2 separate regions of the Homo sapiens genome follow, and region 1 is linked to region 2. A link is an interaction called in ENCODE POLR2A ChIA-PET data of the cell type or tissue named here. Cell type or tissue: Caco-2. All regions are shown on one strand. Links, peaks and the distances in the headings refer to the core of each region. The heading gives the core; the rest is flanking DNA.

Region 1 (8,349 bases), core at 236-8,235, 64 kb after region 2:
GTGAAACCACAAAGGATGATTTATGGTACAGTGACTCTATTATTTTAGAAAATCGTACAAATGAAACAGCTCAATCAATATTAAATTGTGTTTTTTTCCTCCCCCTCTATCTATACTCAGATCTCAAGGTCAGATAATGTTTTGTCTCAAAGAGTCAGGGGAGAATTCCTTGAGAGTTTCCTTCATTGTCCTCAATAACTCTTTAAGATTCAGATTGTCCAGCCCTTTCAGAATGAGATGGGCTGCAGCTACTCATGACTTACTCTGATTGCATCTTTCTGAGGGGGGCCAGGGGCTTCAAGACATGGTAGAAAAAGCTTGATCTATGTCTCAGACATAAATGGGCTCAAATTTTTATTCTGTAATTCTGTGAGACCGCTGACCTTTGAGCAAATTAGAAAATGGCACTTCCTTTCTCCGTAATAACAGCCCCACGCCAGAGATCATCCCTGGGCAGGCAGAGCACAAACGTATGGCAGACCCAATTTGCCTCTCCTCACTACCAGATGCTGTTGTGCAGTATACAACAATACATGGCAATGCTGACCACTCTTTTTGGTCATTATTTAAGCTTATTTAGCTTCAGTTTCCTAATCTGTAAAATAGGGATAACGACATATCCCTCTGAGACTGTGAAGGGTAAGGAGATGATTTGCCGAAAGTGACTGATACATGGTTGGCACTCAACAAATATTCCCCAAACTCACTCCTTAACTGTACTGACATTTCAATAGGCTGGTTCACACAAAAGCCTGGCTTTCTAAGGCTGTTTACCTTGCCTCTGAGCCCTAGTATGCATGATTTTCAAATCTCAGCTTTTTACCTATGGAATGAGAATTCTCTTATCTTTACATGCTTTCAAAATATTTTGAGAATTTTGAATACTTGAATAGATGTAAAGCACAGTCATACAGAAACCTATACTTTTATATACACACATCTATATAATTATATGTTCCCTTTAAATCAATCATACTGATATTAGCTAATATTAATTGTCTCATTAGGAATCCTGTTAGCCAGAGCTAGAGTCAAGGATCCTTGAGAAATCTAATTGACTCAAGTTAATTGTAATTTTTCCTAGGGGTTTTATTACGATAATTCCTAAGTTGATTATAATATTCTACATTTTTGCACAACACTGAGATTCTTCAAATGAATTATACTTATATGATGACAAAATGTTTGATGATAAAGACAAAGCCTATTATGTTTCATTTGGATCATTCTCTCTATCTTCTATGTTTACCCCAGCTCTTTTCTCACTTTCTATTTTTCTTTGTTTTCTCTGTGTATGTTTTTTTAAATTATCACTTTGTTAGCTGGATCTGTGTTATAAGTGTCTTGTTCTCCTAGTCCATCTCAGTGAAAGGTAGCATAGCCAGGCAGAAAGGATGTGTGTTCTAGAATCACAAGGTCCTAAATAGAAGCTCTAGCTTTTTCACTTACTGTATGATCTTTGAAAAACACAATTTGTATTAACTTCTGTTTTCTCTGCTCTAACGGTGCAGTACTCTACATATACAAGGTAATGTTCAATATGAGAGGTAGAAATTTAGCCATTTAACATCCAGTAAAATTTGGGGGGATATATCTATTCATATAGCATACAGTATGGATTCAAAAAGACTTTTTTGTAAGTAATTGTAGTTTTTAAATTTAGTTTTGACAAAAGCTGTTTTGTTTCTTTTATTTACTCATTTAAATGAAAAATGTGAACTTGAAAGAATGTTCTTCCAGAAAGATCATTCAAGCGCCATCTCTTCCTCCATCTATTAGCCGAATGACATTAGACAAATCATTTAATTTCCTGAATCTGTTTCCTAACTTGTGAAATCAAAGAGTCAGAAAAGATCACCTCTAAGGTGTTCCAGCTCTGAAAACTTTAATTGTAATTTTCCTTTACTGGGTTAAAATATTAATCACTCTTTAATAATGACATGTTCCAATCATGATCTACAACAGCTTATCCACAAATTCCACTTGATAACACATACTTAGAAAAAAATTACATCCTTAAAAATCTTTTGTGGATTTTTTAATATTAATACTTATCTTGTATTTTAGCCATCATGTACATGTTTGAAACATGCATGCTTTATAATACATGTATCATCTAAAGGGCTACCAACTAAATAACTTCCCAGTGGATGTATGGATATCTAATATTCCACAGCCAGAGCCCAAAGAAAATCCTCAGTTACTGATATTCCACAAAAACTGTGAGGCCTGTGCCTATTGTGTTTTATTTTCTTCCAGTTTTATGCCAGTCTCTAAATCCTATGCTCTCATTTTGTACTTAGTTTCTTTGATTTAGAGCCAGATATAAAGTAGGAGATATAGAATTTGTAACTACATTCTTGACTCAATTATCAAAATTCACTGCACAAAATGGACTTATATTCCTCTACGCATATCTTTCCAAAGCTTCTCCAAAGCCTTAGCATTTGAAATAATTTTATATTTCAGATTCCATTTGGATAATTGTTGGATGGTAATGACAGGTCATATGTTTAATGCACTTTCCAGATTGAAAGTCATTTAAATATCTATATCTTAGGGCCAACAATTTCCAAAGGTAATCACCTTAGTTTGCTACATTTCACTTGCATGTGTTACAGGCAGAAGGTGACACTGTTTTGAAAATTGGCAATGAAGAACATAAATACCATTTTACATGTATCATTCTTAGTTCCCTAAAGGAAAATGTGTGTGGTTGTATAGATATGAATTACATGCATGCTGTATATGGTCTACAGATTTTTTTTGTGATTTAATATTGAATAAAACATATTAGCATCTACGTAAGTGCTGAGGCCTAATGAAAATTGAGCAATTAATTGGGAAATTAGATTAATCATCAACATGTTAAAACTGACTTTTCCAAAGGTGACAGGATGTAGTACAAAGGTTATGTGCTGGACAAACAGGCAGATATCAGTTTGAATCCCAGTTTCTAATCATTTAAATTTTAGAAAGTTATTTAACTGATTTAACAATTTTTCACATTGAAAATATGGATAATAATGTCTATTCCCTAAGACTATTTCAAAATGTGATAAAATGTAAATGCAGGTGGTCCGAGGACTTCATAATGAGGACCACTTTATTAAAAATTTTAGCTCCCCAAAGACAAAATTCAAAGTTATATCCTAGGAATTAAGGGTCATTCTAGTTAATTTATCTAATAACTGTTTCCTGATATAACTGTCTAGTATCCTAACAGGGGTGTGAGGCATTGTGAGTTGCTAGGCAACGTAGGAAAGCAAATAAAGCTTCAGTTTGCCTGGGTAGGAATGTAAGTCAGCTACAGAGGCAGATCCCAAAGAAGGAATCTGTAGAGAGTTTTTAGTCTTACTCAGCCTTTACAATCATATTACCATTGAAGGAAAATTGGTACTATTATGTTCCCCACCTCCATGTTTTACAAACTAAGCCTTAGAAAGTTTCCTGAAGACAGATATTCTATGGTGGTAGGTAGTGAGATTTTCTAATTTCAGGATGGTATTGTTTAGTGACAAAAGGATGATAAGTAGTAAATATTTCTTAACTGTGGAAATGCCTATAACACACTTAGTGGTTATCTAATCTGTGGGTTCATCAAAGGGCCATGCTTTATTTATTTTTACACTTTACTCTTACCCCAGAATCTGGAATGTGTATGGCACTTAATAAACATTTCTTGACTGAAGAACTATGTTTTTATAATGTAAAATATGGATAATAGTCCTAGCTGGCTTTACATAAATATTGGGCAGTAGATAGTGAAGTTTCCTTTTTTCAGTAGAACTGAAACAATCAAAGAAATGTTATTTTAGTAAATGTTGATCTCTTTTCATTCTTTCTCCCTGGACATTCTCTGAAATCTCTGTCAATGGAATTTGTTTACTCCAAATCACATCTTTGTTGCCTTTGAGTATTACCATGTTTGAATGTTTACCACTCAAATCCAGCATAAAAGTGTCTTCTTTTTTAGGTAAGATCAGGCAAAGAGGTACTGAATGAATAACACTTGATTGGGAATGGTAAATAACCATGCAATTAAACTGTAAACACTGTGTGTGGTGATTTTAATGTAATTTGAGGACTTGTAAATTATATGGTCATAAAATGGCACTTGGGCTTATGCTTTACAAAAATATCCATGTTTGTATGAGATTAATTAGCGCAGTTTGCATAAAGACATTGAGTAAAGCACTTTCTGAACATTCTCATTTGTAAGGTTTTCTTATTTATAAGGCTTTCTTTTTATTTCTTTCTGTGGTCTTGAAGAAATTATTATCATTGTCCACAGATTTCTGTAGCTGCAAATTAATCTGGACACCAGTAAAGAGTTGATGGGTTTCAGTTCTGCTTAAAAAATAGATTTTTAGTTCTTAAAATGGGTTGGTCATTTTACAGGCTGATTATATCGTTACTTCTTTGGTTCAATTCATGGATCATCAGATGCCCAAATAGGGCTTTTTCACTGTTGGGAGAGTTTATATGCATTATGTTATGAATCACACATACTGCAGCCCAAGGGAAATAACTGTAGCAGAGTGGCTATTAAGTGCTGTTACCACTGCTTTCCACTCATTGCAAGTTTTGCCTAGCAAGGGTCTCCTTTTGGTGTGTGTGATGGTAACAGTAGGAGACCCAAGGTAATCTTACCATCTGAGGCAGCTCTTGTGTTTTTCCATCTCCAGGAAACTTTCACTTTGCAAACTCAGACTCAAGTTACCATGGCACTACTGGGAATTCTCATAGATTATGTTATGATGAAATAATGACGGTGGTGAGGATGATGGTGTAAAATTTGTGATGACTATTTTCCAGGTGCTCTGCTGAGTGTTTTATATTCTTTACCTCATATAATCCTTACAACACCACCGCTGATTTTTAAAAATTATCACTTTATACATGAGAAAACTGAAATGTAGAGAGTCTAAATGATTTGTGCAAGGTCCCACAGCTTGTTTGTCTAGCTCCAAAATCTTTGCTCTTAACGCTTTTTTTTTTTTTTTTTTTTTTTTTTTGGAGATGAACTCTCACCCTGTCACCCAGGCTGGAGTGCAATGCTGTGATCTCGGCTCACTGCAACCTCCACCTCCCGGATTCAAGCAATTCTCCTTCCTCAGCCTCCCTAGTAGCTGGAATTGTAGGCACATGCCACCATGCCTGGCTAATTTTTTGTATCTTTAGTAGACACATGGTTTCACCATGTTGGCCGAGCTGGTCCCAAACCCCTGACCTCATGATCTGCCTGCCTCGGCCTCCCAATGTGCTGAGATTATAGGCATGAGCCACTGTGCCTGGCCAATTTTTTTGATATATTGCTTCAGCATAGATGAGGGCTACGCATTCCTTGAAACTTTATGTACAGCTAAGTTTCAGGTCTTTTTGCATGTGATGCCTTATGTGTTAGGCAGATTCATTTTTTAGTCAGCAATTGAGATAGCTAAGAGACCAGAAGGCTTGACTACTGCATGTCTCACATGGAAGAGCTAACATTCCTGATTTGTAGGACAGTTGTGAAATTGGTCTCTCCGTAACTTATGTAGATCTTGGCTATATCAGAAATATTCCAAGCTGTTGTAAGAAGTCTAGTTACTCACCTTTGGGAGAGTTGTGGGGAAATAGTATGTGCCATTATGAGACAGTCTGGTATGCCACCACAAACCACCGCCAGAGGTCCAGGACATAGGGAAAGACATTTGATGGGAGAGGAGAGGTATGCAGTGGAGTGGTGGCTGGAACACCTGCTCTTACTTTCTGGAAACATGATCCTAAATGAGCATGTGGTCATGAAACACAAAGACAGGTGAGGAAAAAAGTATTGGCCATGATCCTTGCTTTGGCATGTTGGAAATCTGGTCATTTCATCCAAATATTCTATTTGCCATCATGATGACTACCTTGTAAGCTTGATCTAAAGCAGACATTAGCTTCAAATGCCCGATTATTAATGCATGGCAAAAAAATATGACATACAGTGCCAGATTTCCATGGACAAAAATAATCACTCAACTCATTACAGCAAACAATTAAGACTAGCCAGATATATATTAAAGGGAAACCAGAGAGCTTAAGTGTGCTATAGATTTGCCATTTCATTCAAGTAGTCAGCATGTGGAACATCTACTAGGTGTCAGATATGGTGTCAATGGCTGAGGATACAAAGAGGAATATAATATAGACTCAAATTTTGTCAATAGAGAGATGCATATTAACTTTGGTTCAGAAGTAACTATTACTCATAATATTGTATGATTGTAAATTTCAATGAATTGAGAACAGTCTGAACATAATTTTTTAGCGCAGGTGGGAGTAATTATAAATGGTTATTTTGATTTGGACAGCAACATTACCCACTCCTTCTCTGATCAAACTTCTGTACAAGATTCAACATGTTTTCACCTCCCATATATTATCAGATATTAACTCCAGCTGCTTTCTTTTCTGTGCCACATTTAAAAACACCCTTTCTTTTTAAGGCTTTATCACCCCATCCTTTATCTAGACCTCATTGACCTCGTTCTATCAAACGGCAGCTGAAAAATTATTATGTGCAAAATTTCAATGTTTTCTCCAGCTTCATAATTGTGAATATTCCAAAGAAGAGTTCTGCTCTTTCCTCTGGCTTTTCATCAGTGAATGTGTTACTCTTTTCCTTTCTTTAAATTCCAAAGAAAAGTATCATTTTTCAATATGGTACAAACATTTAGCTTTTGCTCACTGAAGCAAAATTTTCAAGTATTTGATTCTTCCTCAGATTATTGTACTCCCAGGTAAATTAAATGTCAGCATGAGGGATAGCTTCACCCACTTCTGTAGCTGGCTTTATTCAATCCAAATAAGTCATAAGGGAACAGCCAGCAAAGCACAGCTTTCTATCACATTCCAAAGGCTTTCCCCCTGTGAGTATGCCAAGTCCAACCAGAAATTCTGAAGAAAGCTAAGAATTCTAAATACTCAGTGGATTTCAGACATGGGATCGAATAAAATCCAACCTCTAGGTGTTTCATAAAGGGAACCTCCTATTCTGGATGGCACCAAACGGAGTAAGACGTTGTTAAAGAAAAATAAAACTTCATTTATCATATAATGAAGCTAAGTGACACATTCTTTGACTCTTAAAAATTAAAGAGAAAAGCAAAAGAACCAAAACCCTGGAAACATAATGGGATTTTTTTTTAATGGAGGAATAGGAACGAGGAATTCTTTTCTCTTAAATTGTCACAGGGAGCTTCCTTTTAGGAACTGTCATCCCTTTCTTACCATTCTTTCCACCCCTTACCATAAGATCAACTGCCAGCTAGAGTACCCCCAGCTGGGTCCCCCTGAGAATCCAGGTAATACACCTACCCATTCCAGCCCCGCTGTGCCGGGGCTCAGTTTGGACTTGTTAGTACCAGAGCCAACATCAGGATCCCTTTGTGTGGGTAGAAGCTCAGATCACCTCCAGGTGTGTGCAAGATTAGCCCATCAATAGAATATAAATAGAGCTGCTCATCAATCCTCCCCATGGTTTTCCTTCAGTCTCATGCTCCTGGGGGATGGATTAGAGAGAAATTATATCATCTGCAGTTTTCGAGGTTCATTTTTAAGAAAGTCAGGTTTTCAGTGGAACGTGGTCTGCCTGGAGCAAGGCTCCTGGATTTGTCGCAGCCACAGGCGGCTGCACAGAGGAGCACATGCTGGAAAGAAAGGGCACCTCAACCAGACAACAAGCCTGAGCCCTGGGGAGGCTGCAAGTCCTTCCCGGGTCATTCTCTAACCTGGTCTCCTTCATGGCTCATTACTTAGGGCCAGAGAGTTTGAAACTAAGTGAATTAGAAGCAGGTAATGGGCCCTCACTTAGAAATACTCTAAAAAAAAAAAAACTGATGAAGTAATACATTCTTTTACATATAGTTACTGCCTGAAAAAATGTGACGATAAAGATAAATAGAACAATATCAAAAGTCTCCTCACTGAAAGCCAAAGTATAATATACTCAAATCTGGGTATTTTTTGACATAAATGACTTACTTTTTTTATCCACCAATTTGTAGACTTATAACCCACATATCTTCACACAAATTTCAGAATATCAGAAACTCTAGGACTCACTATAAAATCCTAGAATGTTAGATCCTGAAGGGTCTTTTGGGTTTACCTATCCACAGATGAAGAAGCTGATGTCTGGAACCAAAATGACCCATATTCGGAGATTCTCTTCCTACTAGCATAGGCTCTTGGAACTTTGGTATGAAGAGAAATTCCAAGGTTTGGGAGGAAAGCAGTATGTTTTGAAACTGACTTTGTTCAAAACACTTAGTGTAATTCAATGATCCATGAAGGAGAGCCGTATCTGGGAACAGAACC
Region 2 (8,349 bases), core at 155-8,154:
CAACTATTTTGATATATTATTTATATATATCAAATATATTAGAAACTTAAAAACTCAACAATAAGAAAATAACCTGATTTAAACAATAAACCAAAGACTGCAACACGCATCTGAAAGAAGATATACAGGTGACAAATCAGCATATGAAAATATGTTCCACTTCCTATGTCATCAGGAAAATACAAATTAAAACAATAATGAGATAGCAATACACACGCATTAGAATGGCCAAAATCTGTAACACAGACAAAACCAAATGCTGACAAGAATGTGGAACAACAGGTACTGTCAATCATTGCTGGTGGGAATACAAAATAGTACTGCAGCTTTGGAAAACAGAAGTTTCTTACCAAACTAAACATATTCTTACCATATGATCTAGCAATTACTCTCCATGGTATTTACTCAAAGGAGATGAAAACTTATGCCCACACATAAACTTGTGGACTAAACTGTTACTCAGGTGTTTACAGCAGTTTTATTCATGATTACCAAAACTTGGAAGTGACCAAAATGTCCTTTAGTAGGTGAATAGATAAACTGTGGTACATCCAGACCATGGAATATTATTCAGTGTTAAAAGGAAATTAGTTATCAAGCCATGAAAAGACATAGAGGAAACTTAAATGCATATAATTAAGTGAAAGAAGACAATATGAAAAGGATACATACTTATTATTCCAATTATATGACATTCTGGAAAAGGCAAAGCTATGGGGACAGTAAAAAGATGAGTGGTTGCCAGGGGTTGGGGAGGGGGGCATGAATAGACAGAGCACACAGTATTTTTAGGGGAGTGAAACTATTCTATATGATACTATAATGGTGGATATATGTCATTATATGTTTTGTCAAACCCATAGATTATACTATGGTAAACTATGGACTCTGGGTGATAATGATGTGTCAATGGAGGATTATTAATGCTAACTAATGTACCACTCAGAAGGGGGATGTTGATAATAAGGCAGACTATGCATGTGAAGGGGCAAGGGTCATATGGAAAATCTCTGTACATTTCTCCTAATTTTGCTGTGAGCTTTAAATATTCTAAAAACATAGTCTTTAAATAAATGAAAAATAAAGGAACAAAAGAAAAAGGGAGGGAGGGAGGGAGGGAGGGACTGTGTCCTCTTTTATCATAAAAAGTGTAGGGCAAGTAGATGCTTCTATAGCAGAGAAGGACTTTGGGCTCATGAATTACATGCTCCATTATGGTTGGCTCAGTAAAGATCCTTTGCAAGACGGAAAAATATTTAAACCTTGGTCCTCCTTGTGAAATACCAGACAGAGAAAAAACAAATTCGAAAAGATGTGTATTTTCTTTTTGTGAAACATACAGCAATTTCTAAAATATTTGCAAACATTTAGCTCTCATCTGCAGTATAAGCATACTACTACCCACTTAGGGATTAGAAGCAAAAGTATTCGGCATCTGGAATATATGATAGAAGAGACTTAGTAAATGTGGCTTATTAACCTCTTCTCTTTATTTCTCAGAAATGTAAGTGAACACTACACAGGACTTTCGAGGAGCAGAATTTTGAAGCTATATCTTAATATCTTATTATATTTTTCCCTCAAGCACTGAAGAAGTACAGGATGAAGCCAGTTCTTTGAATCTGAAAAGCAAAATCAGATCCCTGTATTTTTTTAAGTTGGGATGTGTAATCTGGTGCTTCTGGGTTGTTTTTATCTAGGATCATGATGACCTGTTATGAGTGTGCTTTAGCAACCTTGAAAATGGATAACATCAAAATGCAATTTACTGTACAAAAACGGCATGAAACAATGCATCTTTCAAATATGCTTTGAAATGCTGATTATGATGGTGTCACAAAAATTAACAGTAAATTACAAAATAAGTACATGATAGCATAGCAGTGCATTGTTAAATGAAAATGGGTAGGGGAGAGAATGAAAACATAATAGGCATCTTCTTTCTAAATTTCTTATTGCCAAATCTTAAATGAAACAAGAGGCATAATCACAAGTACATTAGGAGCACAGCCCAGAAATTGTTTAGGACAACGTGCTTTTAAAGGTTGAAGGTCATGTCACTTTCTCCATTTTGGCCTGTTACACTCATGAAGACAAAGGTAAGTATGTTTCTAGTTAATAGAGTAGCCACAAAATCAATATAGAGAAATAGTAAATACATAGTGCAAATGTTACTCGAAGGAAATACTATCAAGGAAAAGACACTTTCAGAAAAAGAGAGGACTTTAGAAGCAATTTTGTTCAACTGTATTTTTATTGGTGAGGAAAATGAAGTTCTGAGATGTAAAGGACATAGGGTGTTTTGTGTGTGTGTGTGTGTGTGTGTTTTCAGTGTAGAATTGAACCCAGGCCCTGTAAGATGTTAGTGTTTCTCTTACCTTTTACATCCTATTGGATCTAAGAGCGTGAATTGAAAGGATTTAAGTATAGCTACAATTTCCTTTCTATAATAGGGCTCGTAGAAAGTCAGGTGGACTTTACAAAATAAGTGAAAGGCAATTTTCAGCAATGAAAAGGTTTTGATTCTAAACTGTCTCTATTTAATAATCTGTAATTCTGCTCACATCAAAAAGAATGTCAGAAGAGAATTAGAGATGGGTTTTTCACATGGGGCTTAAGTGGATGTGGTTTGATAGAAAACAATCATTTTATTTTCTAATTAAGTTTATACAATTTGGCAACCATATCCATTTCCCAAAAAGAATTTCCTGTGGATTCTACAAACTGGAAGTCAGAAATAATACTGCTCAAAAGTCTCTCCTTCCTTTCCAAACTCCAGTTTAAATTTGTCTTCTTGACACGAAAATCCAAGCAAAGCTTTGCCCAAGCCTGAAAAAGCTTTATATGAGGTTCCAGGGAAAAACAAGGCAAAATAATACAAATAGCACCTCTGACAGCAGAGACCAGAGCTCTGCTCTCTGTGATTTTCCTGGCTGTTCAGTAAAGGTCTTGATGCCTGGTGATAAATAGACTGCATGTGTACAGTAGAAGATAAAAATGATCTCCGTTGGCCCTTTCCCAGCTACAGATGCCATTGCTTTGACCTTAAGCATCGTATTCCAGCCCCAGTTTGCTGAAATGCTCCAAGGCAAAATACTCTGTATCATTCTGCCTCAGTGTGGCGAGAGGCTCCTGGGCCTGGGAATGTGCTCATATTTGGTGATGTCTTCCTGCGTCACTAAAGCAATCAGATGGATCCAGATTGAAAAGACAATAAGGGCTGAACAAAAGCCGAGAGGGCAAACAGATGGGTAATGATCCCCTCTTCTATCATTCGTGTCTATAGAGAATTATTCAGCAAAATTGAACTCTCTGATGAACAGAGCCCAAGATAGCTTTATGCAATGAAAATAATGGGATTCTTCCTTTCTATTTGCTTCTGTGCTCTGAGAGAAATGGTAAAATGATATTCTTATTCATGGTAGTAGAAAAAAAAAAAGGATCTACTGATGTTTGTCACAGTCAGTAGTGTGATACGAGAGAGTGAGAACTTTTTCAGTCAGGCTCCCTTTATCATGAATCAGGATGTATGTGGGAGATCTGTCGACACCTCTGTCAGTTCCCAGAGCCCCCGATCTGGGATAGATAGCGCCTGGGGAAAGAAACGGAACATCTGCTCTTCTAAGTTGACTCTGGAAATCAAGAGAGCCAAGTGGATAATAACTTCTCATTCAGTAAGTTTTGAAATAATTCAGTAAACTATGATTTGAAAACCTGTAGCGATGGACTTGGGAAAAGGAAGTCCCCCATATCTAAGGATGTGGAGGCTAGAAAGTGGGGAGGTGTTTGCTAAAATGAGAAGTTCATTGGTTACTTTCATATTTTATGTGCCCCCTTCATCCCAACTGCATGCCTCTGAAAGGGTGTTACAGGCACTGTGGGTACCAGTGGCAGTACCTCTGGTGAGGCATAAATCTAGTACTGCTTACCACTGCAGAGGTATCCCTAACCAAATGCTACTGCAGTCTTGCTGGGTGTAGGTTTTGTGGTCCTGTTTTCCCCTGAAACATAGCAGAAAACATCTTTTAAGCTTAGGTTCTGAGTTATCACGGTCTGTGTTTCCACCAAGGGAGAGTGAGTGACGAGCCACTTAGGAGAGATACCTATCAACCAGATAATCTAGAAGAAATTCTTTCAGACTAGATGAATAATATCTTTACCTTTGCTTTTGGGCTGCTGTTCAACAGAGGTTTAAAAAGGGTAACTGGGATAATGTCCTATTTTATCCCATGTCTGAAAAAAAAATCTATTTCTTATCAAGGATGTCTTTTATTAAAAATAACAGTAGCTACTACTTCTTGAGTTATTGAGTCTTAAGGATACATACAGATTGAGTATTCCTTATCTGAAATGCTTGGGACCAGAAGTGTTTTGGATTTGTACTTTTCTTCCGTATTTTAGAATATTTGTAGATATATGTCTTGGGAAAAGGACGTAAGTCTAAACACAAAATTCATTTATGGTTTTTATACTTTCTACACATAGCCTGAAGATAATTTTATACATTTGTATTAATTTTGTGCCTGAAACAAAATTGTGTTGAGTGCTTATGTGTAGAATTTTCCACCGTGGTATCATGTCACCACTTAAATAATATTGGATTTGGGAGCATTTTCAATATCAGATTTTTGGATTCTCACCCTGTATACATGTGTATGTGTGTGTGTGTGTGTGTGTACACACACACACACACACACACACACACACACAAACACAGTTAGAGATTAAGTGACTTGCTTAAGATAATGCAAGTAGTGAACTTTGGGGCCCGGGGCTGCCTGATTCCAGACCTCAAGGTCCTTGTACTAAAACCAAGCTAGCTTATCTCTGGCACTCAGTTGCAATTGATTCTACATTGCCTTCTACTCTTACCTTCGCATTTCCTTTACCATACTGTAAGTTCCTCAAAGGCAGAAGCTATATCCTGTATTTGTCACTCCCATAGAGCCAGCACCTAGCAAGTATCATTACCAGACTTCATGTGATGAAAGCCTGTTCCATACATAGAGTGATTATTTGTCAGTGTCATGAGACCTCAGACCTTCACTGGGTTTGAAAGATAGGTGGAAATAGCCACTCACAGATTACTGAGGTCCTTGCATGCCATATGGGGCTGAGAAAGCTGTTCATTGCATATCCATATGTGCCCTACATTTTCCAGCCCTCAGCTGCCTTTGGAACACGACAGTGCTGAGGAATGGACTCTGAGCAGAAATGACATATGTCACATCTAGGCCATGGCAACTAAGAATCAATTTCCCTTCTCCATTCTTCTCTTCACACACAGGGTGACATGAGATGATAGTATCACAAGATAAACTCAGCCCGAATTTCTCAGTGATCAAATAGATGAGAACTCTTTCATCAGAATGTGCTAGAGAAAGAAACACGCTTTTGTTTCCAAACCATTGAGATTTGGGGGTTTATATGTTGCTGCCACAAACCCTGTCCTTTTCTTGTCAATATGCCATGCCATAAAGTTTGGACTTTTAAATATTAACCAAGTCAGCTCATTAGAAGCTTTCATGCAAGGCAGCAGCAATCTAAAGTATCTTAACTATCAAATTAGCTCTTTTTAAGTCATGCCTTCATATTTTCTTTCCTCCTAGCATTTTCCAGGGTCTTTTACTTTTCACTTATTCATTCAACAATTGATTGTTAATTACGTTATCTGACTACTACTTTGTGTCTGGTGTGGGACATTCAGGTCACTTAATTATTTGTTAAATATTGAAGTAAAGTATGTCATGTACCAGACACAGTTCTAGGGTGCTTGTGAAACATTTAATCTAGAAATGCTAGAAGGCACTATCATCACCCTCATTTTATATATTAAGGAAACTGGGTCACAGAGAAATTAAGGAACTTGCTCAAGGTCAGAGTTGGTAGTAGGAAATATTGAAACTTGAAAACAGCCAGACTTGGCGTCAGCATCTAAGCTCTTAACCAAAAAATTGATGATAGTGTTATAGTTGAATCAATGCAGGGGATGGAGTCCTAACAGATCATCATGGCCAACCTGGTCCTTGCCCATGGGCCTTACTGAAGCTGCTGCTTCCCTCCTATTTTATCACAAACATCAGCTTGGCTTTAAGACCAGGAAGTTCTCAGGAAAATGCTGAGAGAACTCTCAGGGAATTTATCCCATCTCTACATTCCTTTAGTATCTTCTTTACCTTTCCATCAAGTCACTGCTTATCCCATATCTTTATTTATTTAGTTAGTTATATACAAGATTTATTCATATTAGTATGCCCACAGCATTTATTTCACAACATGAATATGCAGAGTAAATGTTTTACAGATGATGTAAATGAAGAATGAGTAAACTAATTAATACAAGTTAAGCCATAATCCACTGCTAAAATTTAAGCACTTTTGGATATTTCTGTCTACCCTACCCTATAAATGGCAGGGTAGACAATACATAGCAGTAAATATATTTTTTTTTCTGCTTGACTATAAAGCCTAACTATATAACACTTTCAGTGAGTGTTATTTAATATCTTGTGTTGTTGTTTCCAACTGTGGAGGGATCTTTTACTGTTCTAGTACTGAGAAAATAATAATAGAGGGCATATATTGAGCATTTACTGTGAGTTAGGCAGTTGCTATGGACTGAATGCTTATTTCCCAAAATTCATGTATTGAAGCCCTAATTCCCAATATGACGACATTAGGAGGTGGGGCCTTCAGGAGGTAATTAGGTCATGAGGATGGAGCCCTCATGAATGGGATTCCTGTCTCTTAAAGAGATATGAGAGAGAGGATCTTTCTCTTTCTCTACCATGTAAGAATACAGCAAGAAGTCACCCATCTGCAAACCTGGAAGCAGGTCTTCACAAGGAAACGAATCAGCCAAGTGTTAGTTTGTTCTCACACTGCTATAAAGAAATCTAGACTGGGTAATTTATAAAGAAAAGAGGCTTAATTGGCTCCTGGTTCTGGAGGTTACACAGGAAGCACAGTTGTTTCAGCTTCTGCGGAGGCCTCAGGAACTTTCCAATCATGGTGGAAGGCAAAGGGGAAGCAGACCTGTCTTACACAGCTGGAGCAGGAGCAAGAGAGAAGGAGGGGCATGCTACACCGTTTTAAACAACCACATCTTGTGAGAACTCTATCACGAGAACAGCACTAGGAGGATGGTGCTAAACCAGTCATGAGAAACCACCTGCCGCCATGATCCAATCACCTCCCACCATGCCCCACCTCCAACACTGGGGATTACAATTCAACATGAGATTTGCATGGGGACACAGATCCAAACCATGTCAAGCTAGTAGCTTGATCTTGGATTTCACTGCCTCAAAAATGGAAAATAAATGTTGTTTATGCCACCCTGTCTATGGTATTTGTTATAGCAGCCTAAACTAGGACAGCAGTCTTGTAAGGACTTTATGAATAAAAATGTATTTAATCTTCATAATAGCTTGATGAGTCATAGTCAATCAATTCTCATTATTCACAGTACTTATGTTCTGTACAAACAATGAATTGGACTGCTGCTCCTAGAAAAAATAAATGGTCAGGTTCCTTTGAGCCCCTGGTGACAGCATTTTCATCAACTGAACATCTATACAACCCTGTTTTATGTGTGCTTGTGTTTAAAGACACCTCATGTAACATATAATGTTGTTTTATTTACATTAAACTCATGGCCAACAGCACTATAACTCCTGCCTGAATAAAACTTATCTAACACATGTATTTTCTCCATAAAACACACCACAGCCTTCTTGCACACAGAAACACTAGACAGACAGCACTTTGGCACTACACTTAGGGCCATTTTAGAAGGTGAAATCACCAACAGAAATGCACAAAAATGTGAAAATGTTGCGTCACCTAGACTGTGGAAAGGACACGTGTTTACAGCATGTGAGCTGAAACCAGAAAGCAGAGCATCGCCTTGTTTGACCTCAGCTGGGAGCATGTATATCAGGTGAATAAAATTTTTCACAGCTCTGTGCATGTCTTCAAATAACCATGAAAGTGCCGCAAGTATTGATTTTGGAGTTATAAATAAATTGTAGTGAGCAGACAAATCTGCAAATATGAAATCTGTGAATAACAAGTGTTAAAGATGAAATATTTGTGCCCTGAATTGATAGGTAGGTCCCCTATCCCACAGTGTGGATGTATTTGGAGATGGGGCGTGTAAGGAAGTAACTAATGTTAAATAAAGTCCTAAGTGTGGGGTCCTGATCAGACACGACTAATTTCCTTATAAGGAAGAGACACTGGAGAGTTTTCTCTTTCTGCACCTCATGCTCTGAAGAAAGGACATATAAGGACACAGTGAGAAGGTGGCCATCTGTAAGACAAGAAAAGAGCCCTCACCTAAAGCCA

What was found. ChIA-PET counts read pairs that join two places held together with the same protein. Peaks named below come from ENCODE experiments on the same cell type or tissue, not always from the same donor. Only the 100,000 strongest peaks of a DNase experiment are listed, where the experiment ranks them.
Region 1: POLR2A ChIA-PET joins it to region 2 with 14 read pairs; 2 of 35 experiments call an interaction of 5 or more read pairs at or near these places.

What each region holds. Positions count from the first base shown.
Region 1 is chr6:18,973,483-18,981,831 of GRCh38, reverse strand. LOC105374958 (a long non-coding RNA gene) reads right to left here and starts at 4,719. Exons shown (of 5, transcript XR_001744010.1): 1 at 4,654-4,719. In Caco-2, for the core only: no CTCF peak of the experiment used is centred there; no DNase peak of the experiment used is centred there.
Region 2 is chr6:19,037,317-19,045,665 of GRCh38, reverse strand. All of the region lies in intron 3 of LOC105374958 (a long non-coding RNA gene), which reads right to left. Among named protein-coding and RNA genes, the nearest start is that of TRQ-CTG1-1, 210 kb to the right of the region's middle. In Caco-2, for the core only: no CTCF peak of the experiment used is centred there; no DNase peak of the experiment used is centred there.